4 separate regions of the Homo sapiens genome follow, and all the other regions are linked to region 4. The links are chromatin contacts, found by Hi-C or POLR2A ChIA-PET in ENCODE. All regions are on one chromosome and are shown on one strand. Each heading gives the region's core, a stretch centred on a gene start or an enhancer-like site at or near the end of the contact. The rest is flanking DNA. Distances are from core to core; before and after follow the strand shown. Region 1 overlaps LINC02346 (long intergenic non-protein coding RNA 2346). Region 2 holds the start of ATP10A (ATPase phospholipid transporting 10A (putative)). Region 3 overlaps ATP10A (ATPase phospholipid transporting 10A (putative)). Region 4 holds the start of SNURF (SNRPN upstream open reading frame).

What was found. A loop is a pair of places that touch in the nucleus more often than their neighbours do. ChIA-PET counts read pairs that join two places held with the same protein, here RNA polymerase II (POLR2A). Pooled maps may share reads with other maps.
Region 1: a loop to region 4 is called in a map with no recorded cell type, with 4 times the contacts of the local background. The contact joins the enhancer-like site here to the promoter of SNURF in region 4. A Hi-C loop is called at or near these places in 2 of 37 single-sample maps with no recorded cell type and 6 of 50 pooled maps.
Region 2: a map of naive thymus-derived CD4-positive, alpha-beta T cell shows a loop between it and region 4 (11-fold over the local background). The contact joins the promoter of ATP10A here to the promoter of SNURF in region 4. A Hi-C loop is called at or near these places in 2 of 168 maps with a recorded cell type or tissue (CD4-positive, alpha-beta memory T cell and naive thymus-derived CD4-positive, alpha-beta T cell), 2 of 37 single-sample maps with no recorded cell type and 9 of 50 pooled maps.
Region 3: a pooled map shows a loop between it and region 4 (10-fold over the local background). The contact joins the enhancer-like site here to the promoter of SNURF in region 4. A Hi-C loop is called at or near these places in 2 of 37 single-sample maps with no recorded cell type and 9 of 50 pooled maps. POLR2A ChIA-PET finds 5 or more read pairs at or near these places in 1 of 52 experiments (OCI-LY7).

The regions. Positions count from the first base shown.
Region 1 is chr15:25,931,676-25,938,795 of GRCh38, forward strand. All of the region lies in intron 1 of LINC02346 (long intergenic non-protein coding RNA 2346), which reads left to right. Among named protein-coding and RNA genes, the nearest start is that of LINC02346, 33 kb to the left of the region's middle. Within about 2 kb of position 2,161, at least 2 of the 41 ENCODE cell types and tissues checked have a DNase peak (open chromatin) inside an H3K27ac peak, as active enhancers do.
Region 2 is chr15:25,861,942-25,868,316 of GRCh38, forward strand. It overlaps ATP10A (ATPase phospholipid transporting 10A (putative)), which reads right to left and starts at 1,386. Exons shown (of 21, transcript NM_024490.4): 1 at 707-1,386. The coding sequence starts at 1,155. ATP10A-DT (ATP10A divergent transcript) reads left to right here and starts at 3,329. Exons shown (of 2, transcript NR_183988.1): 1 at 3,329-3,967.
Region 3 is chr15:25,839,720-25,846,930 of GRCh38, forward strand. The region is part of intron 1 of ATP10A (ATPase phospholipid transporting 10A (putative)); the gene reads right to left. Among named protein-coding and RNA genes, the nearest start is that of MIR4715, 5.5 kb to the right of the region's middle. RefSeq lists an enhancer at 5,356-6,197. Within about 2 kb of position 5,485, at least 2 of the 41 ENCODE cell types and tissues checked have a DNase peak (open chromatin) inside an H3K27ac peak, as active enhancers do; they include OCI-LY7, where a contact is called at or near this core.
Region 4 is chr15:24,951,169-24,958,094 of GRCh38, forward strand. SNURF (SNRPN upstream open reading frame) reads left to right here and starts at 3,819. Exons shown (of 3, transcript NM_001394334.1): 1 at 3,819-3,894. The coding sequence starts at 3,881. SNRPN (small nuclear ribonucleoprotein polypeptide N) reads left to right here and starts at 3,819. Exons shown (of 10, transcript NM_003097.6): 1 at 3,819-3,894. All of the region lies in intron 4 of SNHG14 (small nucleolar RNA host gene 14), which reads left to right. RefSeq lists enhancers at 1-345, 4,234-4,799, 4,800-5,365, 5,190-5,349, 5,366-5,931 and 1 more.

The DNA of each region.
Region 1 (7,120 bases), core at 911-3,410, 980 kb after region 4:
GGTGACGGTATAGTGGTTTTAACTCCCGGGGGACATTTGGCAATGTATGGAGACAGTTTTGGTTTCATGACTTGGGAGGGGATCTTACTAGCATTTAGTGGAAAGAGGCCAGGAAAGAGTGCTGCTAAACACACTACAATACACAGCCCAAAGTGTCAAACTTATTGAAGTTGAGAAGCCCTACCCTATGAGTACAATTAGTAAATAATTAATACATATAAAGTACTTAGAAAGTCTCTGGGGCAATAGTGAGTGCTCAATAAATGCCAGCTATTTATAGGGATGGTCTGAATGATATCCCATTGTTGTACCAAACTGCTTGTTGACATTCAGTTTCATATTTAACTGTGAACTGCATAGAAGCATGTGACCCTCATGTGAGCATCAGCCTCCCTTCACTAACATAGTCCTTTGTGCGTATGAATCACTCCTACATGAGAATGGAGCAGTAGAAAGAAAGGGCCAATCCCCTGATTGAAGATGAACATCCTTATCTCTGAAATTCTAAGGCAGAGTTAGAAGAAAAGAGGTTGGAGTGCATTTCTGATTAACTTTGTAAATTTTAAAATTCCTACAGTTAAGTGAATTTGAATTTGGTAACAGAAAAAGTATAAAATTACTCTATTTCATAAAAGAAACAGAAATGATCTTTTGTCTTTTTCATGTATAAATTTGGCTGTGACCCACAGAAGTATGAAGATATGGTTTCCACACCAATGTTAGGCCTTCTCAAGGAGCTTAGAGTGTGTCGGTGGAGAGGGAGAAGCCCAACGGGAGATCTTATTCCACCTCTGCACGTCTTCAGGACCCCTGTGGAAACATGTGATCTCTAACAGTCTCTCTGGGGCTCTGCCCACCCCCAGCAGTGTCACCTCACATCACCGCACAATAAGAACTTTCTCATCATGAACATAGCTTTCTCTGGAGAAGCTGGGAAGTGCTTAACTATGCCAGAAGCTGGACAATTCAGGTAGAAGTGTAAATGTTGGCCTAACCTTCAAAGGACAGAAATAGCTTTCTTTGAAAGTTCTCAAAGGTGTTTCAGAACTCTGGAAAATTTTAAATCTTAAAATAACACTACAATTGTCCATTTGTCTTGGGGATGCCTGTGCGGAGTGAGAGTGAATCCCTAAATTTGACTTTCCGTCTCTCCTCCACTGCAGGATGTGGTTGGGCTTTTTCGTCCTTGGGCTGCCAAAACTGAAAAGCACCTTGCTCCACTCCAGAGGAATGTGTTCAGTGTCCTTTATAGAACCCACTTGTTTCCTGGCCTGGAAGGGGGATTGTCCCGGTGCACAGCCGGGCTGTCACATGTGTGACGTGTTAGCTGTCCCCCTCCCAAACATTAGCAAAGCATAGTACTGCGAAAGCAAATGTGGCTCCCAGGGCACCGCTCACAGGCTGTCACCAAAGCTTATGATCCCCGAGCTGACTGGGAATGGGGAATGTCAGGGAATACACAGTCTCCGCCCCCTTCTCCTTCAACTCTCACCCTTGGGCACATCACTCACGTCTCCTAAATCATCCCATGGTTTAGGAGTCAGGCAGTGATACACATGCTCTGAGCAGATTCTCAGGTGCTCTTAAAAGCTGCCAATGCTAATATTGCCCTGGAAAACAATGATGAGTATTTTAGAGCGACCCACTCACTGGGTGAATGCATTGAGTCAGCCCATCCCCCTGCCTTCACTGACTGCACTGCGGTGGGGTGGGTGGTGGTGTCTGTCCCTCTCTCTCTGCCTTCACTCCTAACTGACAGCTCCTGCCACCCTGATGCTCAGGTTTCATCATCCCATATACTCTGGGTCTTGTTCCGACTCTACAAAGAAAAGGTGCCACGAGGACTGTGACAGAGTATGACTATAATTCGGTAGAGGTCTCATCTCAACTCCTTGTTTTACATACCATGTGTTAACTGAGGCCACATGGAGAGGGTAATGTGAAGTGTTACCTGAAGGACGGTGGCAGAGCTCTGTGCACTGGCTGCCCCGAGGGGGCAGAAAGGAAGGGAGGGAGGGAGGAAAACAGTAGGGAAGAAGGAAGCCACTCTCTGCCCGCCCCCTGCCCCATCTCAGGCCCTAGCCCTCTGCCAGGAGCGTCTCCTGAGGCTGAAAGTGCCCCCTCCCGCTCTCAGACTCTGCGCTGCCATCTGCCTTGCTTCTCTCGGTACCACTTCCCCTGCTCTCTTTTGAATCGGATTCTCTCCTTCAAACTCCAGCTGATCCAGCCCGCACATGCCAGGCCCGTATGTAGATTCGTCTGTTGCCACCGTCCTCCAAGCCCTAGGGAGGGGTTGAGCTCCGTGGAAGGCCTCTGATGGGAGGGACACGACTCGGAGGCTGAGCAGCACAGGACACCGTGGTAAACTGGGATTCTTCTTTGCCTTTCTCAGGGAGGCAAAAGGTGCAGAGGCCTGCAGTGTGCTGTGAGCGACAGTGCCAGCTAGTGGCGCACGACTTACATCGCTAGCTACAGGGTTTCTTTTCTTTTTCTTTCTTTCTTTTTTTTTTTTTTTTTTGAGGCAGTCTCACTTTGTCGCCCAGTGGCACAATCTCAGCTCACTGCAACCTCTGCTGCCCAGGTTCAAGCAATTCTCATCGGTCAGGCTCCCGAGTAGCTGGAATTACAGGCATGCTCCACCACACCCAGCTAATTTTTGTGTTTTTAGTAGAGAAGGGGTTTCACCATATTGGCCAGGTTGGTCTTGAACTCCTGACCTCAAGTGATCCGCCTGCCTCGGCCTCCGAAAGTGTTGGGATTACAGGCGTGAGCCACTGTACCCGGCCCAGCGTTTCTTGACAACAGGGAATTGGGAGGATGCAGTCAGGCCTGGCCTTTAGTGGGTTGTAGAACTCCCTCTAGGGGTAAATGCTCAATAAAAATGGCTTAGCCTGGCCAGGTGTGGCGGCTCATGTCTGTAATCCCAGCACTTTGGGAGGCCAAGGTGGGCGGATCACGAGGTCAGGAGATCGAGACCATCCTGGCTAACATGGTGAAACCCCGTCTCTACTAAAAAATACGAAAAACAAAATTAGCCGGGTGTGGTGGAGGGGGTCTGTAGTCCCAGCTACTCGGGAGGCTGAGGCAGGAGAATGGCGTGAACCCGAGAGGCGGAGCTTGCAGTAAGCCGAGATCACACCACTGCACTCACTCCAGCCTGGGCAATAGTGGAGCGAGACTCCGTCTCAAAAAAAAAAAAAAAAAAAAAAAAGCCTTAGCCTGAAGAACACTGCCTTGCTTTCCATTTGGATTCTTTTCCTGTAGTTTGAATAAAGACGTAAGTTTTATAAAAATGTCTAGCCTTATTTTATGCATGTGCCCTGAGAAAGGTCTTAGACTCATTTACTGAAAGATGAAAGCAGCTATGTTTCTGAAATGAAGTCACTCTTCAATCACTTACTGCCTAGCAGGCAGCCACTGCCAAGTCCATTTTCCTGTTTTTATTGGAAAAAATATCATATCCCTTCCTTTAAATTTGTTTTTGATTCAAAAAAAATGGTTCTGAGATGTTAGAACATGCATGCTATGTGTCAAAATCTAATATTCACCAAAATCTAATAGTCATCAAACACTAGAAGCATTTAAGAAGAGGGCCGGGCATGGTGGCTCATGCCTGTAATCCTGGCACTTTGGGAGGCTGAGGCGGGTGGATTTCCTGACCTCAGGAGTTCGAGACCACCCAGGGCAACAGGGTGAAACCCTGTCTCTACTAAAAATACAAAAAAATTAACCAGGTGTGATGCCGTGTGCCTGTAGTCCCAACTACTTGAGAGGCTGAGGCAGGAGAATCGCTTGAGCCCCAGTGGCAAAGGTTGGAGTGAGCCAAGATCATGCCACTGCACTCCAGCTTGGGCCACAGAGTGAGACTCTGTCTCAAAAAAAAAAAAAGAAAAGAAAGAAAGAAAGAAAGAAAGAAAGAAAGAAAGAAAGAAAGAAAGAAAGGAAGGAAGGAAGGAAGGAAGGAAGGAAGGAAGGAAGGAAGGAAGGAAGAAAGAAAGAAAGAAAGAAAGGCTAAGTGCTGATTGGCTGCATGGAGGTGAATGGGCTTCCTTGCGATTAATGAGGCACAGCAGAAATGGAAGACGGGGAGGGCTTGAGGATGCTGTCCCAGGACAGTCCAAGGGACACAGCAGGGGAAAGAGATGTCCGGGCAGCAAGAGACGGAGAGCAAAGCTTGGGCCCTGACAGCATGGACCTACTTCTTTGAATCCCAGAAGGCAAAGTGCATACCCAGCCTACTGTGAGCTCATCCTCATCCCTGCCACTCAATTCACAGTTCTAAGAGTTGATACAGAAAATTAATTATATTTCATATATTCAATAGGTTAGACACAAACATTTCCTAATTAACTTTATTTCTAATAACATTACACCCCCTGCCAAAGCAATATTCTTATCTGAGGCCAGAGTTTGCAGTGGGAAGATGTAGAAAAGGAGAATGGGATCTATCCTGGTCTGGGAATTCTGTAAGAGTCTAGGAAGGCAGATGGAGCATGTGATAGCCTGATGACACGACAATTTGTCACAGACTCCTGAAGAAACCGCTAGCATTCTAAATGCGCAACTCATGGGCGTCATGATTTCATTTCTCTTAAAACCTGTGACTTTCCTGCGAACAATTTCTTTTCATAAGAATAAACTTGACATCCTCCACGTACGAATAATAGAAAGTTCTGTGCTGGTGTGAGAAGCACTCATGGAGGCCTCTGTCCCACACTGTGGTCTGAGAGAGCTTTCAAGTAAGACACATTTTAAGCCAGCAGCTTAGATTGATAGGTAGATAGATAAGTAGATGGATAGATAGATAGATAGATAGATAGATAGATAGATAGATAGATTATAGATAGATAGATAGATATAGTAACTGATTTCAGTAGGGAAGAATTATCATTTGGCCAGTTAAGGATAAAATGTCTTACTACATAAGGTTGGACTTTTATCCTTCTTATCCCCAAAAAACATATCCTGATTTTCCCCAGTTCTGCCTGTATTTGATATATAACAGGATTACAGTACCAAGATGTATATATTTAATCAAGTGAACTTTTGCTTGGCTGTGAGGCCCTCTGCTACAGTTTGAATGTGTCCCCTGCAAAATTCAGGTGTGGAAACTTAATGGCCAATGTGATAGTATTAAGAGGAGGGACTTTTGCAGGTGATTAGACCACGAGGGCTCTTTCTTCTTGAGTGGGATCAGACCCTCATAAAAGGGGCCTCACAGAGCATTCAGCTGGCTTGCCCTTTTGCCTCCCACCATGTGGTGACACAACCTTCCTTTCCTTTGGAGGACGCAGCAACAGGCACCATCTTGGAAGCGGAGACCTGGGCCCTCGCCAGGCACCGAACCTGCTGGTGCTTGGATCTTGGACTTCCCAGCCTGCAGAACTGTGAAAGAATAAATTTCTGTTCTTTATGAATTACCCAGTCTGCAGTATTTTGTTACAGCTGCACACACAGACTATGACACCCCCAACATGGAAGGTGCAGGACCAGCTCCATAGGGCATCAGATGCTGTGACCCACTTGGAAGGAAGTTAGAGGACTGCACTGAAGTGTCTGAAGAGCAAGCTCCCCTTTGCACAACCTCACTTTCATGTTGGTTTGGGGTAGCATGTGGGGGGCATTCCTTGGATGGAGATTTCACAGTTCTGTGTATGTCCTGCTTCACGCCACCTCTGATGAGCCCCTGGTGGAAACAAGAAACACTCCCCAGAAGGGAAGAGAGATCTTGATTCTAGGCCCATCATATCCTAAGGGAGGACTCCTTGAAGAATTCTTTTAAAAAAATATTTTTTTTAAATTTTAGTAAAATATACATAACATAAAGTTTACCATTTTAGCCTTTTTTGGTTTCTTTTGAGACAAGATTTTGCTTCCTCCCAGGCTGCCGCGGTGTGGTGTGATCACAGCTCACTGCAGCCTAAGAACTCCCAGGTTCAAGCTATCCTCCCACCTCAGCCTCCCCAGTAGCTGGAACTGTAGGCACACGCCACCATGCCCAGTTAATTTTTAAATTTTTGTAGAGATGATAGCAATCCACTTGGAAGGAAGTTAGAGGACTGTGCTGAGGTGTCTGAAGAGCAAGCGCACCTTCACACAACCTCACTTTCATGTTGGTTTGGGGTAGGTTGTGGAGGGTATTCCTTGGATGGAGATTTCATGGTTTCTGTTGCTGGGTTGCTTTCAAACTCCTAGCCTCAAGTGATCCTCCCACCTCAGCCTTCCAAAGCACTGATTTTAGCCATCTTTTAAGTGTAGAGTACAGTGGGATTAAACACATTCCATACTGTTGTGTAACCAGTCTCAATAACTCTTTAATATTGCAAAACTGAAAATCTGTCCCCATTAAATACCATTTTTCTCCCCCCCAAAGACTCTGTCTTTATGAGCTTGATGCCTCTAGGTGCCTCATGTGAGTGGACTCACACAGGAATTTTACTTTGTGATTGGCTTATTTCAGTAGCATCATGTCCTCAGTGTTCATCCTTAGTGTAGCATGTGTCAGAACTCCCTTCTGTTTCCAGGTTGAATGACGCTCCACTGTGTGCATAGACATTGTGCATATCCGCTCATCCCTCCATAGACATGTGGGTTGCCTCCACCTGCTGGGCATCGTGCCCCTGTGCACATGGGCACCCGGGTCTTGCTCTGGCGCTCCCCTCCTGCCTTCTGGGGTGAGAGCATTCGGGATGTGCTATAGGGAAATGGTATGATTTTAAAATGGAAGTGTTTCAGCCAGGCGCGGTGGCTCACGCCTGTAATCCCAGCACTTTGGGAGGCTGAGGCGGGCGGATCCAGGGGTCAGGAGATCGAGACCATCCTGGCTAACACGGTGAAGCCCCGTCTCTACTAAAAATACAAAAAATTAGCCGGGCGTGGTGGCAGACGCCTGTAGTCCCAGCTACTCGGGAGGCTGAGGCAGGAGAATGGCGTGAACCCGGGAGGCGGAGCTTGCAGTGAGCTGAGATCACGTCACTGCACTACAGCCTGGGCGACAGAGCAAGACTCCGTCTCAAAAAAAAAAAAAAAACAAAAAACAACAAAAACCCAAAAAACCAAAAAAATAAAAATAAATAAATAAATAAAATGGAAGAGTTTCACTCTCCCAGAAGCATGGCCC
Region 2 (6,375 bases), core at 136-2,635, 910 kb after region 4:
GAGCAGGAGTGGTCCATCGCAGGGTCACCCCTGGTACTGCCCGTGGCAGGGCTCACAAACACCCCACAGCCTCTTTCCCCCAGGAAGCAGGTTAAGATGAAGAAAATTAGGCAGGCAGCTACCGGGCGGTGCCTGGCTCGCGGCTCATGGCTCACAGTGGAGGATGGACACTGCTGTTATTTCCCCTGCCCTGGTACCTGGGCCGTGCCAGACATATCAGCACTTGGCGGCAGTTTCACTTTGCTGCTGTCCTGAGCCGAGCTGTTAGCAGACTGAGCTTTACTGTCCTGTGCCGGCTGTTCAGAGACCACTGTGCCTGGCCGAAGACTGAGGCAGGGACTTCAGGCCAGGGGGCCAGGCTGGCTTTTCCTGCCTTTCACTTCAGGTGGGAGCGGCTGTGGATGAGGATGTCCAGCGGCCGTCGGTTTCTAGCCTTGGGATCATTCTGGCCCCGACACGGAGTGACAGGGGATCCCCACGCGTCCCCGCATCCAGGGCGCCCCTTTAGCTGCGGCGGAGGCACAGAGAGGCCTTGGCGGCGCTGTGGCTTCGGTCGGCACCGGGTCCCGCGCAGCCGGGCCCTCCACCCTGAGTGGAGCTGCCTTCTAAGCACCCAGCCCCTGCCAATCACTGTGCCCAACACCAAGTTCCCGGGGCGCCCTGCCCTGCGCCACCGCGCGCTCGCTCGCCCGCCCGCCCAACTCACCTGCTGAAGACCAGGCAGCCCAGGTGGTTGATCTTGTGGTCGGAGCGGTGGCGGCTGTAGTCCTCCCACAGGTCCCTGAAGGCCGTGATGGCCAGGATGAAGAGCACCGGCGCCAGTGCCAGGCCGGGCTGGAAGGCGTTCACCGCCGGCACGAAGTTGAGCAGCGCGATGAAGACAAAGTACACGTTGGCCGGGCGGTGGAACTGCTCGAACAGGTTCTTGGGCAGGAAGGACAGCAGCGTGTACTTGGTAGTCTTGAGCCGGTTGTCGGCCAGGTGCTGGGCACACCCGCGCCGCCGTCGCCGCTCGCCCTTGGCCGCGCCAGCCGCAGGGTCCTCGGCGCCCGGGGGCGGCAGCAGGTTGGAGCGCACCGTGCGCGTCCTGCCCTCTCGGCGCCTCCGCCGTCCCGGAGGCCCGGGCTCCTCGGTCCCCGCCGGCTCCCGCTCCATGGCCGCGTGTCGCCGCGCCCGGCTCCTCCGCCGCTCACGCCCGCCCGCGCCGGCCTCTTAGGTTATCATCACTCGCGGCCCGGGCGCGGCGGTGCGAGCTCCCCGCCTGCGGGACGCACGGAGACCGCGGTCAGCGCGCCGCCTGGCCGGCCCAGCGCGCCCAGCCCGCGCCCAGCCCCGTCCACTCCCGTCCAGCCCCGCCGCCCGGCCGCAGTCCCCAGGGCGCAAGCTGGGCGGGTGCCGCACAGAGCCCCCTTGTCCTCGCCGCCCGCCCCCGGCCCGGGTCGTTTCCGCCGCGGTGGCCACGGCCCCGCCCTCGTTCCGCGCCCGGACTGGGCCACGCCGGATAGCGGGAAACAAAAAAAGCCCGAGCTGGAAACTTCAGAGAGGTTTAGTTTCGTTTCCCAGAAGCATCAGTTCGGTCCCAAAACGCTGCAAACGCGCGCTGCCTGCAGTAGGAGAGAGGAAACCGCGAAGCGCGAGAAAAGGCGCCCCCGTCCCCAAGCAGCCCGCGCGCCCTTCCAGGGGCCAGACCTGCTCCATCCTGGACGGCGAAACGACCTCGGGAGACCCCGGTTAGGACCTTACTCCAGGGATCAACTGGAATCAAAATCCAAAGGATCCATGGCATCCAGTGCTCCAATTTTTAAGTCTTTTTTACGCAGGACCTCTGCTCCTGGGGAGCCCTGGGAAGGGCGATTCCGCGTTGCCTCTAAGAACTTCTTTCCTACCCCACTTCCCAGCCCCCACCACTTTCAGATTCCGTTGTTGGGCGAACTAGACCGTTTCCTTTCCACCATCATCATTACTGCCTTTCCTTCCTCTCCTAAATAAATTCTTTTTCTTTTTTCTGTTCTTTCTTCATGGAAAGGAGAAATATATCGCTATAGCAAAGACAGAATTTGGTTTGCAGGTATTTGAGTGTCTGTTTCCCTCCCTGGGAAATCATGAGGACCGAAACGCTCCTTGTGCGCTGTAGCTCTGAGGTGGCTGTCATGGCCCGGACGGCGGGGGAGGCGAGGATGGTTGTGGGGAGGCGAGGATGGTTGTGGGGAGGAGAGGGGAGCGTCAGGAGGGTGTCCCAGAAGTGTGGGGCGAAGGGCTCCCCTCCACATCATGGGGCATCCGAGAAGGGGTGGGAGAATAAGCACGGCATGGAAAAAGGAGCTGGGAGTCCCCCACGTCCGCAGTGAGACCCCACAGATGTTTCATGGCTGTGACTGTTTGCCTCCCACTCAAGAAGTACAGAGATGAGAAGCAGTTATTTCTTGCCCAGGAGGCCGTGGCTGGGCGGTTGGCCGTGGCCCCAGGCTCTTCCTGGGGGTGCCTGCTAACAAGGCACTGCCCTGGATGGACTCAAATCACGTCTTCGCCAGGACCCTGGCTTGGGGAGGCCCTCCCCTCCAGCACCCTGGCTTACCCGGCTCCAGTTATGACATTCTTACATCTCTGCCCAGTTTTGCCACCATCCACAATGTTGCCCAGAACCCAGTGTTAGAAGGTAGAGTGGTGACAGGTGTGAAGAAAATAATCCCATCCCCCAGTCACAGGGGTGGGCTTTTGACATGTAGAGGCCCAGATCAGGGAAAGGTTTGGCTGAAGTCTGCATTGTTGGGGAAAGGAGTCAGGTCTCACAGTCAACCAGCAGAAACCCAAACGGAGCATCAACTGCAAATGAAGGCCCACAGCGCCTGCAGTCTTGAGGCCTCACATCCCATGGCTCCGTGTTTTCCTCTACCAGCCCACCTGGTGACCCCCGAGGCCTTCGGCCTCCCTACACTTCGGCCTCCTGTCTTCACAGGCATCCCCGTGGACCCTTCGCCCAAAGTCTCCAGGGGTGTCCGCGCCTACCAGACTCCCAGCTTCAGCCAGTCCACACTGTTGCCAAAGTAATTACCGCCTCATTCCATTTGCTTACCCTGGAGCTTCCAGGAGTACTCCTGGTGCTTACAAAGCCAAATGCTGATTCCTCAGGCAGAGGTCCCTTGAGGCCCTGAGGGGAACCAGCTTGCTGATTTTCTTCAGCCCCTCCCTGGTTCAGGCCCAGCCCCAAGGTGAGAGGTCTCCTTATCCTTCTCAGAACAGTCCTTACTCATCCCATCCACATTCCGCTCTAAGGTTCCAAGATTCTGTGAGTCACAATGCTCCTCAAGTCTGGAATCTTTTTCCACCTGCTCTTCCCCAGTGCAAAGTCAGGATTTCCAGGAAGGCCTAGCTCAGCTCACCTCTGGAAAGGTCTCCAAGCTGTGTGATCTGGGGAATCGTGGAGGGGTTTTGAGCTCAGGTGTCTTCTGCCAGCTGGACTCTGAGACCCTGGCCTGCTGGGGCGAGGATGAGGCTCTGATGTGGTCTGGTCAACTCTGGGTTGGCCATCTGCACCACAGGGCTCTAACAAGGGCCTGCTATAGGCCATGAGAACCACTGTAAGTGTCCTTGTTCGGCAAATACTTACTCATCCCCTGCTGTATGCCCGGCAATGTTCCAGGCACAGGAATTCATCGGAGAGCTAGAGAGGACAAGATGTTGTCATGGAGCTGCAGCAACTGAACGAAAAACCATGAGAGCCCACGGAGGGCTTTGGAAGGGATGAGGGATGGCCTTTTCGAAGAGAGGCACTGGAGTTGAAACCTGAATGGGACAAGATCAGGTGGAAGAGGCTTCCAGACAGAGGGGGCAGCTCTGTCAAAAGGTCCCAAAGAAGGAGAAATCTCAATGTGTTTAAGAAACAGGTGGGGCTTCTGCCTCACACTCATTCTAAAACCTTCAACCCCACAGCTTCTGCTTTAGGCAATGGGGACACCTGGGAAACACAGTAAGTTTCTGCTCCCCGGAACACTAAGTCCTCACGTGGGAATCCCAACAAAGATGGCTCAGAAAATGAAGGGACACCTGAAACCAGGGCTGGGAGGGGTGGGATCCTGCTCTTGCTCCTGTCAATTGGGCGGTCCAAGGAGGCTTCTCAAGCAACACTGAGCGGAGGCCTAGGGACACAAGCTGTGCAGGCACCTAGGGAAGAAATGGTAAGCACGGGGCGGGATAGGGAGCGTTCAGGGATTTCAGGCCCAGCAAGGAAGCCGGGGTAGCTGGAGCTGAGTGGGAGATTGGAGACGTGGCCGAGAGTGAGGTCATGTGGGGCCTTGTGGATCCCGGTGAGGATTTTGGCTTTTGAGCGAGAGGGAAAGCTTGGGAGGATTTTGAGAAGTGGCATCAAGTGGCTTTACCGAGGTTTCCAGAGATCACTCCTGCTGCAATGTAAATAGAATGTAGAGGGCCAGGGCAGAAGAAGGGAGACGTCGTGGCGAGCGGCCACTGCAGTGATCCTGCAAAGGTGCTGTGGCTCAGGCTGGGTGGCCATGGTGGATGTGGGACATAGCCTCCTCAGAGCATGCGGGACATGCTGTTGGAATGGTTGTGGGATGTGCAAGAGAGGAGGTGAGGGTGGCCCAACAGCTAAAAACCCAAGTTTCATCTAGTGAGTTGGGAAGACAGAAGATGAGGCAGAACTGGAGGTGCCCACCAGCCCTCAGGAGCAGGAGTCGTGCTGGCAGTGGTGATGTCAGTCTGGGGTCAAGAGCAGGTCTGGATGCAGGAGAGGGTAGCCATGAGGAGCAGCAGAGTGGCCAGCATTTAGGGCTTCACTAGCCTTTGGAAAGGACAAGTCTCTGGATTTGCTCCAACTGCAATAGGGAGCCATGGGCTGCCCCAAGCAGAGAGGCGTGAGATGAGAAGATCTTATATGCTCTTTTAATAGATAGAAAATTGATTCCGAGCAGAGTTGGAGCAGGAGAGGTGTAAATTAAGAGGTGGCTTACACCTGGCATTGGATAGACAGACATGGACAAATTGGAAGTACGTCTTCCAGGCAGAGCTAATGTGACTGGCCAACAGGTTGGATGTTTCAGTGAGAAAAATAAATGAAGTGGTTTAAGGAGAAAATGCAAGCTCAGCATAAGCCATGTTAAGTGTGAGATGGCAAGTGGGCAGTGGCGTATCGAAGACCGGACATGACAGCAAAGGTCCACACTGGTGACACAGCTGTGGGGGATGCTGGGAGACACCTGGGGGTTAGAGCTATGTGATGAGATCGCACCTAGATGCGCGAGATGCACACAGGGCATAAAAAGAGACTCTGGGTGTTACTTTCCAACTAAGAAGTATAGAGAATTGAATGAGACAATCATCAAGATTGTTTCCAGTTTTCAGATACCAAGAATCAGTACCTCTAATGGCTGGTGAAATAAATAATTATGGAATAAGTAAGAATCACAGTCTAAAACATTTTAACCTGACAGCATTGTTTAATATTTACTCTAGTGACTGCCCTTACAAATAGGCATAACAGATTCTGACATTTTTAAAATTTTTATTTTAAATATTTTTAATTTTTGGCTGGGCGTGGTGGTTCATTCCTGTAATCCCAGCACTTTAGGATACGAGGTGGGCAGGATCACTTGAGGTTAGGAGTTCAAGACCAGCCTAGACAACATGGTGAAATCTCGTCTCTACTAAAAATGCAAAAATTAGCTGGGCATGGTGATGCACACCTGTAATTCCAGCCACTTGGGAGGTCAAGGAAGGAGAATTGCTTGAACCTGGGAGGTGGAGGTTGCAGTGAGCCGAGATTGTGCCACTGCACTCCTGGGTGACAGAGCAAGACTTCATCTCAAAAATAAATAAACTATTTTTATTTTTAATTTTTAGAAAGAGACAGGGTCCCCCTATGTTGCCCAGGGTGGCCTCAAACTCCTGGGCTCAAGCAATCCTCCCACCTGGGTCCAGCCAGATTCTGAAATTTGTAATATGAAAAACCAGGCACAGATGCTACCTATTAATTAATATGGCCTCAGCATCATCCAAAAACTTCCAAAATACAGAGCTGTGAAATTTTGGACAAAAGTAATTGACTAATGATTGAGTAAGCTAAATCTATGATTATGTACATAATCCTAAAAATACAAAATTCTGGCCGGGCACAGTGACTCATGCCTGTAATCCCAGCACTTTGGGAGGTCGAGACAGGCGGATTACCTGAGGTCGGGAGTTCGAGACCCACCTGACCAACACAGAGAAACCCAATCTCCACTAAAAATACAAAATTAGCCGGGTGTGGTGGCACATGCCTGTAATCCCAGCTACTCAGGAGGCTAAGGCAAGAGAATCGCTTGAACCAGGGAGGTGGAGGTTGCAGTGAGCCGAGGTTGTACCATTGCACTCCAGCCT
Region 3 (7,211 bases), core at 4,235-6,734, 890 kb after region 4:
TATTTTAAGCTTTTTATTTCGGAATAATTACAGATTCATAGGAAGTTGCAAAGAAATGTACAGGGAGGTCCCATGCACCCTTCACCCAGCCTCCCCTAAGGCCACCATGCCCCAAAACCAGAGGACAAAATCAAAACCGGGAAATTGGCATTGGTACAGCCGACAAAGCTTATTCAGATTTCTCTAGCTTTAAGTGCATTCGTGTGCGTGTGTGTGCGCATGTGCATCTGTGCAGTTTCTCAACCACAACCGAAATAGTACCCACACACAATCAAGATGGCGCCAATGGGACAAGACCCCTCATGCTACCTCTCTGGGGCCACGTTCACCCCCTCCTGCATCCCTAACCCCTGGCAAACACTAACTTGTCCCTCATCCCCCTAAGAATGTTATTTCACAAATGTTCTATAAATGGGATCACGCAGCATATATCCTTTTGAAATTAGGTTTTCCTAACTTTTATTTTAGGTTTGGGGGTTTGTTACACAGGTAACAAACCTATGCACATGTGAAGGTTTGTTACATTGGTAAACTCACGTTATAGGGGTTTGTGTACAGATTATTTCATCACCCAGGTATTAAGCCTAGTACCCAACAGTTATCTTTTCTGCTTCTCTTTCTCCTCTCACCCTCCACCCTCAGGTAGACTCCAGTGTCTGTTGTTCCCTTCTTTCTGTTCATAATTCTCATCATTTAGCTCCCAGGCTTTTTCCATTCACCAAAATCTCCCTGAGGCCCATGCAAGTTGCTGTGTTTATCAACAGTCTGTTCCTTTTTACTACTGACTAGTATTCCACCGTATGGAGGGATCACAGTTTCTTTAACCACTTACCTTTTGAGGAACATCTAGGTTATTTCCAGTGTTGGGTTATTATTTAAAAAAAAATGCTGCGATGAACATTTCTGCAAAGCTTCTCTGTGAATGTAAGTTCTCATTTATCTGGGGTAAATGCCCAGGAGTGCAACTGGTGGATTATATGACAATTCTATTTTTAGTTTTGTGAAGGGACTATTTTCCAGAGTGGGTATGTTTTACATTCCCACAGCAACGTAGGAGAGATCCCATTTCTCACACCCTCAGCAGCGTTTGGTGGTATCACTCTTTTTATTTGTGCCATTCTGATAGATGCGCAGTGGTATCTCTGAGTGGCTTTAATTTGCATTTCCCTGTTTTGTAAAGATGTTGAACATCTTTTCATGTGCTTACTTGCCATCTGCATACCTTCTTCAGTGAATGTCTCATGTCTTGCCCATTTTTAAACAGGATTCATTGTTTTGTTAATGTTCAATTTTGAGAGTTCTTTACGTATTCTAGATATTAGTGCTTTGTTGGGTATGTGATTTGCAAATATTCTCTCTCGTCTGGAATTTCTCTGCTCTTTTTCATTGGATCTTTCCCACAGCAAAGGATAATGCTTTTGGTGTCAAGTCTATGAATTCTTTGTCTAGTCTTAGATCCCAAAAATGTTTTATGTTTTCTTTTAGAAGTTTTATCGTTTTACATTTAAATCTATAATCTTTAACAAGTTAATTTTTATATGAGGTATGTGAGGTTTAGGGTTTTTTTTTTTTTCTAATGGATGTCTAATTGCTCCCACACCGTTTATTGGAAAACTATATACTTCCTCCACTGAACTGATTGTCAAAAACTAATTGGGCATATCTGTTGGGACTTATTTCTGGGTTCTTCACTCTGGTTCATTACATATGTGCCATCCCTTTGCTGATACCACACTTTGCAGCTCCACAGTAAGCATTAATATTGGGAGAAGTGAGTGCTTCCACTTTATTATTCTTTTTGAGAAATCTTGTGGACATTTTTGGACCTGTGTTTTTCCACGTAGAATAAGCTTGTGTATGTCTACAAAAAAAAAAAACATTGCTGAGGTTTTGATAGGAGTTACGTTAAATCTATAGATAATTATAGAGAAAACTGACTCACTATTATGTTCATTTTCCGATCCATGAACATGGGAAGTCTCTCCATTTATTCAGATGTTCCTTGATATTTTTCATCAGCATTTTGTAATGTTCATCCTGCATCCTGTATGAGCATTGTGAAACTTATATGTAAGTATTTTATTTTCTTGGTGCAACTGTAAATGGTATTATGTTTGTGATTTCAGTTTTCACTAGTCCATTGTGGGGATACAGAAATGCAGTCAATTCATAGCCACGGATCTTGTATCCTGTCATTGTAATGAGCTCATTTTTCAGTTGTAAGAGGTTTTGTTTTGGGTTTTGTAGAATCAGTCTTTCATCCTCAACTGTGAAATTGGTTGTAGGTTTTTTGTAAATGCTCTGTATAAAGGAGTGGAAGGCAGTTCCCTGGGCCACCTGTTGCTGTTGTGTGGGTGGATGGGCAAAAGCCCCTGGGTCTGGGTCTCCTGGAGCCACCGGATAGGGAGTGGTCCACACAGCAGCATCAGGCTGTCCACTGGTGGCTTGGGTGTGGAGCGGGCCTTGGGCTCCCACTAGGTCTCACTGAGCTTCCCCTTTGGCCTGACAGAGCCTTTTGGTTTTGCTTTATTTTGTTTTCTCTATACCTGTTGGCGGTTCTGGTTACAGGCCTTCCTGTGCCCACACTGGAAGGATACAGGAGATAAAACAGAAGTCCAGGGTCTCATGGTGTTGCTACCCCCTCATGTCCTGAGGCCCCAGTCAGTCTGCCTGCTTTTAGTTTCCAGCGTCCTTTTACTGTTTCTTGTTAAATTATTTACTTGTAATCACGGGGAGGAGCAGGGAAAAATGAATCTACGCCATCTTGTTCTAAAACCAGAAGCCCCTGTTTTTAAAGTTTTCTACCGTGTTTCAGTGCACTGCCTAGAAAATAAAACACTGGGTTTCATTTCCTTGTATTTTGGGGGATATTTCTATAGGAGCCAAATGATTTTCATACTAGGATGAATAGAATGAATATGTCAACAGTCTTTTAGGTCTCAGTCATAAACATTATCTCTGATTGTATAGATAGGTAAACGTCTTTGACTCCATAATCAAGCAGACTTTTTTTTTTTGAGATAGAATTTCACTCTGTCACTCACAGTTCAGTGGCACAATCATAGCTCACTGCAACCTTGAACTCCTGGGCTCAAGCGGTCCTCCCACCTCAGCCTCCCAAGTCGCTGGGACTACAGATGCACATCACCACAACTGGCTATTTATGTATGTATACATTTTATAGAAACGGAATCTCACTATGTTGCCCAAGCTGGTCTCAAACTTCTGGCCTCAAGCAATCCTCCTATCTCAGCCTCCCAAAGTGCTAGGATTCCAGGCACAAGCCATGGTGCCTGGCCAAGCAGGCTTACTTAAATATCAAAATGATCACCCTCCATTATCCAGAATTTCAAAACCTATTGTTCTGAGTGGCTGCCAGGAGGTGCCAACAGTTGGCACGAAATTAAGCTAAACTCATGTCCAGCGCAGTCACGCCATGTGCCTCCTCCCTGGCACCAGAGGGCTGCCATGAACCCTAGGAGACGCAGGCCCACCCTCCACCCCCCACCCCCCACCCCCACCGTCCCGGGGTGTGATCTCGGCACTCCACCTATCACCACCCAAACCCACATCAGTGTGTGCAGAGGCTCCCAGGAGCACAGCTCCACATATGTCAAAGTTCAGAGATGGAAGGAAACTCCTCAGTGCAAGTGGAGAGAGACAGATGTGATTTAAACGGGGAGTGGGGAGCATCATAAATTCACCAAGAATCTGGCTGAACTGTGCCTCTGTATAGACAGGATGATAGATTTTCCCAAACCAGAGCCCAGACTTGGTGCAGAAAAGAGTTACTCCTCTCTGTGCAGGAATTCATCATTTGCATCCCGCATCACAGCAAAAGCAGGCACAGAGGCTTAGAGCCCTCTTAGACACCTATGAGTGAATACAGCTTCTTATAAACATCCCTCCCAGACTCCATCTACTCAGAGTTTATCCAGGCATCCAGAGTAGAAAAGGTCCTTTGGGGATATTCAAGGAAAACTGGTCCCCTGTAGAAAGACAGACGCACGGCTGCCACAGGGAAACTCCCATCTGAGCTATCTGGGAAAATCATGCCATGCCCACAGCTCCCGTCGCAGACCCCACTAACTCTAGAAGCTATTTTTGGATGCACTTTCCGGTTAACACAAGAAACTAAGTTCAAGAACACGGACCAGGCACTGGAAGGGCTGGAGTCTCCCTTTTAGCCGATTTCCTGCTTCCCATGGTCTCGCGGAGCTGTTTTAGAGTGCTTGTCTGAAATGACACTATCACCCACCGCCAAAACTGAGACAGCGCCCACCACAGTGGATACCTGTGTTCAAGACAAATCGAATAGAGAGATCACCTGATTTTACTGTCACCCCAAGAACATGAAGGAGTCAAAATTTCAGAAACTAATGATACAAGGCCACAAAGCACACGGTATTAAAACATACCTCTGTCATACACTTTGCTCGCATATTTGTTATTTACAAGGGGTATGTGTCACAACACTGCAATTTGAACATTTTCATAAAGACGAGGGGAGAATCTGCCATTCAGTAGAAGGGACCCTGAGGGAACAGGTGGTGCGTTTCTCTCCACGGCACGTCTTTGCCAGCTGGAGCCTCTACGAAAGGGAGGACTCATAAACTGCAACCTCAAGTTAAATTATGAGGCAAGTAAAAGGGAATTTTATGGGTCTTCCTAAACTGAGGAAGTTTAAGAGATATTTTTCTATTTTATCACCATGTTCCTAGTCCATTTGATTTTATGATGTCATATTTTAAAATAAAGGGATATTAATTGTCCAGGTAATCAAAAGTAAACCAAATAATTGAAATTGTTTTCTTTCAGGAAAAACTCTCCATTTTCCTGTGAGCTTTTAAAATGTAGGGAGAACAAGCACTTACTCAGGGTGCAGCCCCCCAACCTGATCCTCCTGCCCGCCCCATGCACCCTGAGTGGCAAAGGAAGAAGAGGGCTCCTGCCCCTCCTGGCTGGACCACCCTGAGAGGCTGCGGTGGGCGAGCAGTGAGGAGGGCAGACCTGGCTGTGCACGAGCTGCCAAACAGCCAGCACTTGTGGACCCTGTGGCTTGCCGTCTGGGGACATGCTTAGCCCCTGTCTGCAAAATGAGACAAGGAGGGGCTGGCAGCCTGCACCGGCACATGAGGTGGCTTCAGCTTGTCTTAAATGACAGGTTTCAGGCATGGCTGTTCTCCCTGTCCCTCCCATCCCCAGTCACTGTGTGCTTCTGATTTTATCCAAGGGGCACAGGCCTGAACAAGGGCCATAGCAAAGGGATGAATGAAAAGGTTTTCCATAAACTCCTACCAAATACCCGGAGAAAGTGGTTCTCCACAAATCCCCCCCAAACACCAGGAGAAAGTGTGTGATGAGGTGGACACTCACCAAGCAAGACCTCGCCTCTCACAGAGCCCCTCTGGCTGGTGCCTCTTGGGAACTGCGGGGAGCGCTGGCAGGCAGCTTCTCACTGCTGACTGCCAGGAATCTGGGCACGCACAAGGGACACAGACTGAATGTATTAACGAAGGTGGCAGTGACATATTCAACAAAAGGCCAAGAAGACCAAGTGAAGCCTTCAAAATCAGGAAATCAGCACGGACCGTTTGTGTGTTTGTGTGTGTGTGTGTGTGTGTGTGTGTGTGTGTCAGGCCACCTGGGTGATGGCCGAAGTTAACTGTGATAAGGCCCGGCCACCTCCACCAACATACACACTGAGCCTCCCCGGAACTGTTTTGCATACTCTGCCTCGAGCTCACAGTCATGTCCCTGTTACCAGAGAGCAGGGCCTTACAAGAAGTGTCAAGGTTGAGAGAAAGTGTGGGATGACATCTAGGCAACAAGACCACAGACAGGGCACCCGACCCCACCCATGCTGACAGCAACTCTCCTGGGCTCCCTGGCCAAAGGACTACAGGGAGGGGAGTAAACACCCAGCCAGGGCCCGACACCTCTCCACTGGCAGCAGCAGCATAGTGAGTTAAGGGGCCACCTCCCTAGAGGTCCTGAGAGCAGCACAAATGCTACCGTGGGAGGGTCCCCAGGGTGCATGCTGCCCTAGGCACCACCCCAACAAAGCCGTCCCGGAATCCATGCAGAATGTCTCCACGGACGAAAAAGGCAAGACACTCAAACAGACACTGGTACCCCCATGTTCACAGCAGCACTGTTTACAACAGCCAAAAGGTGGAAGCGCCCAAGGGTCCCTTAACAGATGAATGGATAAACAAGATGTGGTGGTGGGTTCATGCAATGGAATGGTGTCCGCCTCAGAAAGGAGGCTCTGGCACATGCTCCAACACAGATGAGCCTTGAGGACACGATGCTGAGTGAAATAAGCCGGTCACTAAAGGACAAGTACTGTGTGATTCCGCTCACGTGAGACACCCAGGGCAGTCCACTTCGTAGAGGCTGAATGCAGAACGGTTGTTGCCAGGGGCTGGGCATGGGGGAAGGGGGAGTTAGTGTTTCACGGGCACAAAGTTTCCGTTTGGGAGGATAAAAAGTGTTGGAGAGGAGGGCGGCGGTGATGCTCACAACAATGTGAAGGTATTGAATTCCACGGAACTGCACACTTAAAAGGGTTAAATGGCTAATTTTATGTTATGTATATTTCACCATAATAAAACAATTTTTTAAAAGTAAAGCACAAGATAGAACACGCTTAAGGTTATAAGGCTGTGTGTGCCAGTGGAGCACAGCTCAGCTGCTCAGTGTGACAGTGACAAGCCCCAAGTTAGCACGTGGTCCACTTCCAGGAAGTGGAGGAGTCAGAGCGCCCCACCCCTCATGCCTCAACCTTCAGAACTGACATGCTCAGCGCAGAAGGGCCACCCCTGGGCATGAGGGTAGACCATGGTGGTGGTCCCACACTGCTGAGCGTTCTTCAAGCCTTCCTAAACATCCCTGGATAAAAGAGACAGCATGAGAATCACCTAGCCTGACATGTGCCGGACACGTGCCTGACACGTGCAATGTTCCTTCAGTGATCTAAAATGACATCACAACATAAAGCTCCTGGAAGATGTTCTGGGTAGTGGTGCCTAAAGTGATGCCCACACACAAAAACATACACCATCACAGGAGTGCAGAAAAACACTACCACCTTTGTTTGTAATTGTGGTTTATTTTATTTTCATTTATATTTTGTATGTTTCAATAGATATAAGATATTTATGCATTACATGCCGGTAATTTATAAATAAATACACACACCCCCACTT
Region 4 (6,926 bases), core at 2,569-5,068:
ATTTCTTTGTGATCTGCTTAGGAGTAGAATTGTAGGTCATATGGTAACTTCAGGGTTAACATTTGTAAGCATTGCCAAACTCTTCCACTGTGGCTGTGCTGTTTCACATCCCAATCAGCAGTGTTAGAGGGTTCCAATTTCTCCACCTCCTCCACAACCCTTGTCATTGTCTTTTTAATTCTAGCCCCAAGTGGCATCTCATTGTGGTTTTCATTTGTACTTCTCTAATGACTTAACGATTGTGTCTTTTCATGTGCTTATTGGCCATTGGTATTTAAGAACTATTTTAATCCTTTGCCCATTAAAAAAAAATGTTTTTGTCCTTTTATTGTTGAATAGTAACACTTTTTTTTTTTTTTGAGACAGTCTCACTCTATTACCCAGGCTAGAGTGCAGTGGCGTGATCTGGGCTTACTGCAATCTCTGCCTCCTGGGTTCAAGGGATTCTCCTGCCTCAGCCTCCCGAGTAGCTGGGACTACAGACATGTGCCACCATGCCCAGCTAATTTTCATACTTCTAATAAAGACGGGGTTTCACCACGTTGGCCAGAATAGTCTCGAACTGCTGGCCTCAAGTGATCTGCCTGCCTCAGTCTCCCAAAGTGCTGGGATTACACTTATGAGTCACTGCGCCCAGCCAAGTACTAACACTTCTTTATACATTCTGGATACTACACTCCTAGTAGCTTTATGTTTAGCAAATATTTTCTCCCATTCTCTTGGCTGTCTTTTCACTTTCTTAATGTCCCTTGAATCGAAAACTTTTATGTAACTGTGATGAAGTTCAGTTTATTTATTATTTTTGGTTGCTTTTGTTTTAGGTGTCATATCTAAGAAACTGTTGCCTAATTCAAGGTTACACGGATTTATATATATACACACATATATTTATACATGTATACATAAGTATACATGGAATATATGTGTAAAATATACACATACACAAATGTTATATATCACATTTATACATAGGTATATATGTGTACCTGTATACATATATAACATGTATATATATGTTCTATAACAAGTGACTTATATTTTATTGATCTATTTTGAGTTAATTTTTGTACATGGTATGATGCAAGGGTTCTGATTAGTTTTTCTAGTCTCCTTTGTCTATTCTGTACAGAATAGTTTTATTGCAGTTTTAGTGTCCTTTAAGTACATAACCTTAAGTGTTTGGCTTGGGGATAAATGTAGACTTTGGGAAAATTGAATTGTTGGGAGACCTATCAGGGTCTACTAGCATGTCATAGTGGAGTTTAGTGGCAATGTCTCCTTCTCTGTATCTTCACTCCCCAGTTGTAGGATATGTTGAATCAGACCTATTATTAACTAACATAAAATATAAGTGAGCCTAATGGCAGTTCTCTTTAGATTTTCTGTAAAGCCCAGGACACCCATTGTGACCTCTCAGACTCCAAAGCGAATTTCCTAATGGAGTAGAACAAACAGGAAATTATGAGGAAAGGCAGTCAGAGTTTGAAAAGAGAACACACCAGAAACAATGGAAGATAGGTCCAAGAAACTAGATAAGTGCGAGTTGAGAATTGAATATAATTTTATTTAATTTTAATAATACTTTAATTGTAAAAGTAATTCATAATCACTGCAAAAAGTACCAAGCACTGTAAAAATTAAAAATACAAAACAATCTCAAATTGTGACAGCCAAGAGAAACCTAAAGAAACATGATTATAATGTTTGTGGCATGTAAGTTTGGTGTCCACAATGGAAAAAGGATATTAGGAAAAAAAAGAAATATAAGATATAGAAATTAGTTAAAACAATGAGAATAAAAAATGAACACCCAATTCCTGCTCCTAGAAGAAGTAGTACTCTAACATTTGGTGAAGTTCTAAGAGCCAACATTTTTACCCAGCTTATACTAGGACCTGTTCTAAATAGTATTTTAGCTCATTTAATTGTTAAGCCATTGTATAAAGTAAACAGAATCCCTTCTTTTGTTACAGATTAGGAATTTAATGCACAGAGGGTTAGATAACTTGCTCAAAGTAACATTGTGGTCAAGAGTCAAAGCTAGAATTTGAATCAAAAGAGCCTGAGTCCAAAGGCATGGTTTTCATCACTGGACTATAATGGTGTGTATTCTTTCATAATTTTTTCAGTGTAAAACTGAACATACAGTATGCTTTTATTTTATTTATTTTTTTGAGATGGAGTCTTGCCCTGTCACCAGGCTGGAGTGCAGTGGTGTGATCTCAGCTCACTGCAACCTCCGCCTCCCACGTTCAAGCAATTCTCCTGCCTCAGCCTCCCGAGTAGCTAAGATTACAGGCATGTGCCATCACGCCCAGCTAATTTTTCTGTTTTTTGTAGAGATGGGTTTCACCATGTTGGCCAGGATGGTCTCGATCTCCTGACCTCGTGATCTGCCCACCTCGGCCTCCCAAAGTGCTGGGAATACAGGCGTAAGCCACTGTGCCCAGCCTACATTTTATTTTTCGATTGACTCCCGTGATCAGAGTCAACTTCCCATGTTATTTTATGTGAATATGTATCAATGAACTATTAGAAATTGCAATGTTTTTGTAGGTCAAAACAATTCAATATTGACAATTTTATATGATTCAGCCTAATACATCATTTTTTCCATCAGCCATATTGCATGTTATTATTTATATATACGTTTATTTAGTTAGCCTATCTGTTCTCTGTGAGGAACATTACACAGTTTCTGAGATTTTGTTACGATAGAAGTCAGCATTGATAAGCCTCTGCGCACCTGTTTTAATGTAGGATCATTGGGAACTGAGCAGTAGCTTACAGGGCTTGGGAGGGGATTTAACCATTTAGTCAACCTCCACTCACATCACCCTCCCTTCTTCGATAATGGGCAATTGAGAAAGGGCAAATGTGTGTAAAAACTATGCAGATGCAGTTTCAGGATTATTTTCTTCTTTTCTGCAGTGTCTTTTCCCAAGCTACATCAGCGTCTAAATTTTGGAGTTACTGATGCTTCCGTTATTTCTGCAGATAGAATATTATGTCGTAAATAATGTTTACTTGTCCATTAGTATTATATAAAAGTGCCTGTTTCTCCCCACTCCAGCTATCATTGATTATTGGTAAAAATTTTAATGTATCCAATTCTAATAGGCAAAGAAAGGCTCTCCTACTTAGATCTTAGGTGGGGGTCTAAGTTCATATTTTTGTTTTACAAAAATTGAATAGCCAGTGTTTTTGAGTTGAATGATCTATCCATTCCGTATAGGAGAGTTTAATTATATTGTGATTTTGGGGGAGATAATTTTCACAATTTACCCCCTCAAAATGTAGAAAGTAGAAAAAGGGTAGAAAAATCGCACCAAATTTGAACAATGTAGCATGCTTTTAGAGTTAGGGATATTTTCTTTTGGAAGGATTTCAAGTCTGGCGTATTTGCATTGATTGTGGTTATGGCGCATTTAACTTTTCCAAACCAGCTTTTTTGTACCGCACATAGGAAGACCTGAGGGTGAGTGTAAATTAGGATTGTTTGGCCAGTGGTGTGTGCAAAAATTTATTGTAGAACCAAGAATTATTTCTTTAGTATTTTACACATTTTAAAAAACAGGTAGACATGTCCATTGATCCCAGGTTGCTTATGGTTTCTAGAGGCCCCCTCTCATTGCAACAGTGCTGTGGGGCCCTAGGGGTCCAGTAGCCCCCTCCCCCCAGGTCATTCCGGTGAGGGAGGGAGCTGGGACCCCTGCACTGCGGCAAACAAGCACGCCTGCGCGGCCGCAGAGGCAGGCTGGCGCGCATGCTCAGGCGGGGATGTGTGCGAAGCCTGCCGCTGCTGCAGCGAGTCTGGCGCAGAGTGGAGCGGCCGCCGGAGATGCCTGACGCATCTGTCTGAGGAGCGGTCAGTGACGCGATGGAGCGGGCAAGGTCAGCTGTGCCGGTGGCTTCTCTCAAGAGACAGCCTGGGGAGCGGCCACTTTTATTCATCAGATATTCCAAGTTTTTAGGACTTGGAGTACTGAATAAACGGAATTTGGGCCCTAAAGTCCTTTGTTCTGGAGAACCAGATCCGGAATGTTCAGAGGCTTGCTGTTGTGCCGTTCTGCCCCGATGGTATCCTGTCCGCTCGCATTGGGGCGCGTCCCCCATCCGCCCCCAACTGTGGTGTCGCGACAGGTCCTATTGCGGGTGTCTGCGGTGGGAAGGGCGGTGGTGACTGGGAGCATGCGGGGTAACCGCAGTGGGCAAGGGACATGGGTGGAGGTGGGTACATCAGGGTGATTGCAGTTCCGTGTGGCGAGGGTACGTGGGGGGACCAGTGCATAGGGATTTTAGGCGGAGGTAGGTATATTGGAGTGATTGTGGCGGGGCGAAGGTACGTGAAGTGATCGGTATTTAGGGGGTGTTGAGCGCAGGTAGGTGTATAATAGTGACCACTGCGTGGTGGAGCAGGGTACGTGGGGCGACTGGGGGGGGAATTCGTCGCAGTGACCGAGGCGAGGAGGCTATGGCAGTGGACCAGGGGGATGAGTCGGTGTGACAGTGGTGGGGGTTGTGTTGGTGGTCGCGGCGCGGGGAGAGTCCGTAGGAAGTGGCTGGGAGGTAGGGGGAAGGCGGCGACAGTGGGTATTGGCGGCGGTGGGCATTGGCAGCGGGTAGGCATGGCGGTGGTGGACTTTGGCGGCGGTAGGCATGGCGGCGGTGGGCATGGCATGGAGGCGGTGGGCATGGCGGCCGCGGGGCCTGTCGCTGTCCGGAGTGACTAAGGGACGCTGAATGATTGCTGTGTAGAGGAGGGGGCATCAGAAGGGGCAGTAGCACAGTCCGCAGCCTTTAATTTTCCTGTGACCTGCGATGGTCATCTGGTTTGCCTACTGTGGTGGTGGTGCTTTTTTATTAAAACTGCGCAATGCCTACACTGCCGCAGGGGCTGCAGAAATGCGTGGAATCCTTGCGTACCCTTTAGGAACCCTCGCTTTAGAGGCTATGGCATAAGAAGACTGGAATGATGTGCAGAACTTGCATTTACAGATCTTTTGACTGATAGGCCAGGTGATGCCTGGGGGTTACTTTTTTTTCATTGTTTCTCTCTGTTGGGAACCAGGTCTTGGAAGGCTATGTCGAAATAACCTGGGGGTCTGTGTTGCGTCACTGCCATTGTGCAGCTCCTTCAAGATGGCCGCCGCTGCAGCGGCTTAGATCTGCGCAAGCGCTTCAGCGGGGGGGTGGCCGCTTCCTCCCTGTAGAGCCGCCAGTGGGGAGGGGGCAGGTGGTGTGTGTTCAGCTTCTGCTGTTTCGGAGTTTCAGCCGTACCCTCTTTAGGGTGCAGTGGTAAGGAGAGGAAGCCGGCCAAGGTGGGCGGCTGCCCCCTCCCCAAAGTGCTGCTTGGGAAAGGATGCAGGTTGCGCAGACGCAGCAGAGGTGACAGTCGCCTCCGCTTGCAGTGGGGCGAGACGTGGGGCAGGGGAGCGAGGGCTTACGCAGCTTTTGCCTGGAAGGAATGGCAGCCCTCCCCTTCACCTGGCTGATACAGCAGCTGTTCCTTTCCGGTTGTGGCGCAGTAGAGGGGGGAGGAGGGAGATGGGTTGGCGCAGGCTCCGCCTAGCAAGCTTGGCAGCCACCCCTTACCCACGGTGCAGCAGTAGAGGACTGGAGGGGAATGTGGCTAGAGGCCAGGCATTTGTACCACCTCCGCCTGTGTGGGATGGCAGCTGCACTGGGCTACTGCTTTTCAGCTCTGCAGTAAACTAGAGTGGTGGCGGCCTGGAGGCCATCAAAGGTGCAGCCACCCCAAGACCTGCTGTGCTGTTTCAGCAAGCCTCCATTAATGATAGAGATTTTAAATTGGTTTTCTGACTCCCTGGAAAATCGTACCTTTTCATTTTTGTAGTTCCTCTCTTGGTTGTATTGTGCGCTAATTCTCTATTTTCAAACTGGACTTGTTAACCCCTTTTTTTTAACTCCCTGTAGTCTTTGATTTCCATTCGACACATTTAATAAATGTCACCATTTAAGATTCAGTTATCCTTCTTAATCTCTGGATAGTCCATTCTGATGCACTGCATACTTTCCTTAAATGGGTTGGGGGAGAGGACATCGTGATGGCTCTTCCCGACTAAGGTTGAAAGGTGTTTCAAACACTGGACCTCTTCATCTTCTGGGAGTTGAAAGCTGCAAGTTTTGTGCTCAAAGAGAATAAAAGAGAAAAGTGGAGACAATCTTATTGGGGTGGGGTTGTGCTTTGGATCAGTTACTGTCTTTTTTTGGATTTTTAAATTAATGATCATTTTTGAAGTTGGAGCTACTACAAAAATTTGGTGAGAAAGGTTAATGAATAACTGCATTTTTATATTCCAGTACTTTTTTAAAAAATCATTTTATTCTAAGGATTTTGTCTTCCTTTGCAGGATTTTCAGTGCTTGCCTTTTCTGTATTTACATTTTCCCTCTATCATAACTGGTATGTCTGGTTGCACTGAGTTGTAATTAACAGAAAAGTTAAATCTACGAAGCCCGAAAAGCCTTGTTCTGGAATAATCTATTTTTGGGTAGTTTTAAAAATAGCAGGAGTCTGGGATTTTATATGATATTTATAATTTACCCTTTTTTTTCTGCTTGCATGAAGATAGCAGTTCACATACATATATTTCTTGGTTTAACTTCTGGTCATTTGGCTATTTGCAAGCTGAGTATTTAGTCTGATCCGCCATTTTGTAGTCTTGCATTCAGGCCCGGGATCCTAATATGGCAGATCCCTTTGGAAAGGCCTCTTGAAGTTTCAAGGTCTGTGTCCTACTCAGTGAATTGGCTCTGTGCTAGGGCTTTTTGGAGGCAGGGAGTGGCAGCCCTTCCTGTGATGCAGAGGAAGGAAGCTTGGTTGAGAGACCCTTATGTTGTTGTCTAAGGCAGGGTACTAACTGATTTGGATTTATTCACAGACCTTGCCTTATCTTGATTTCA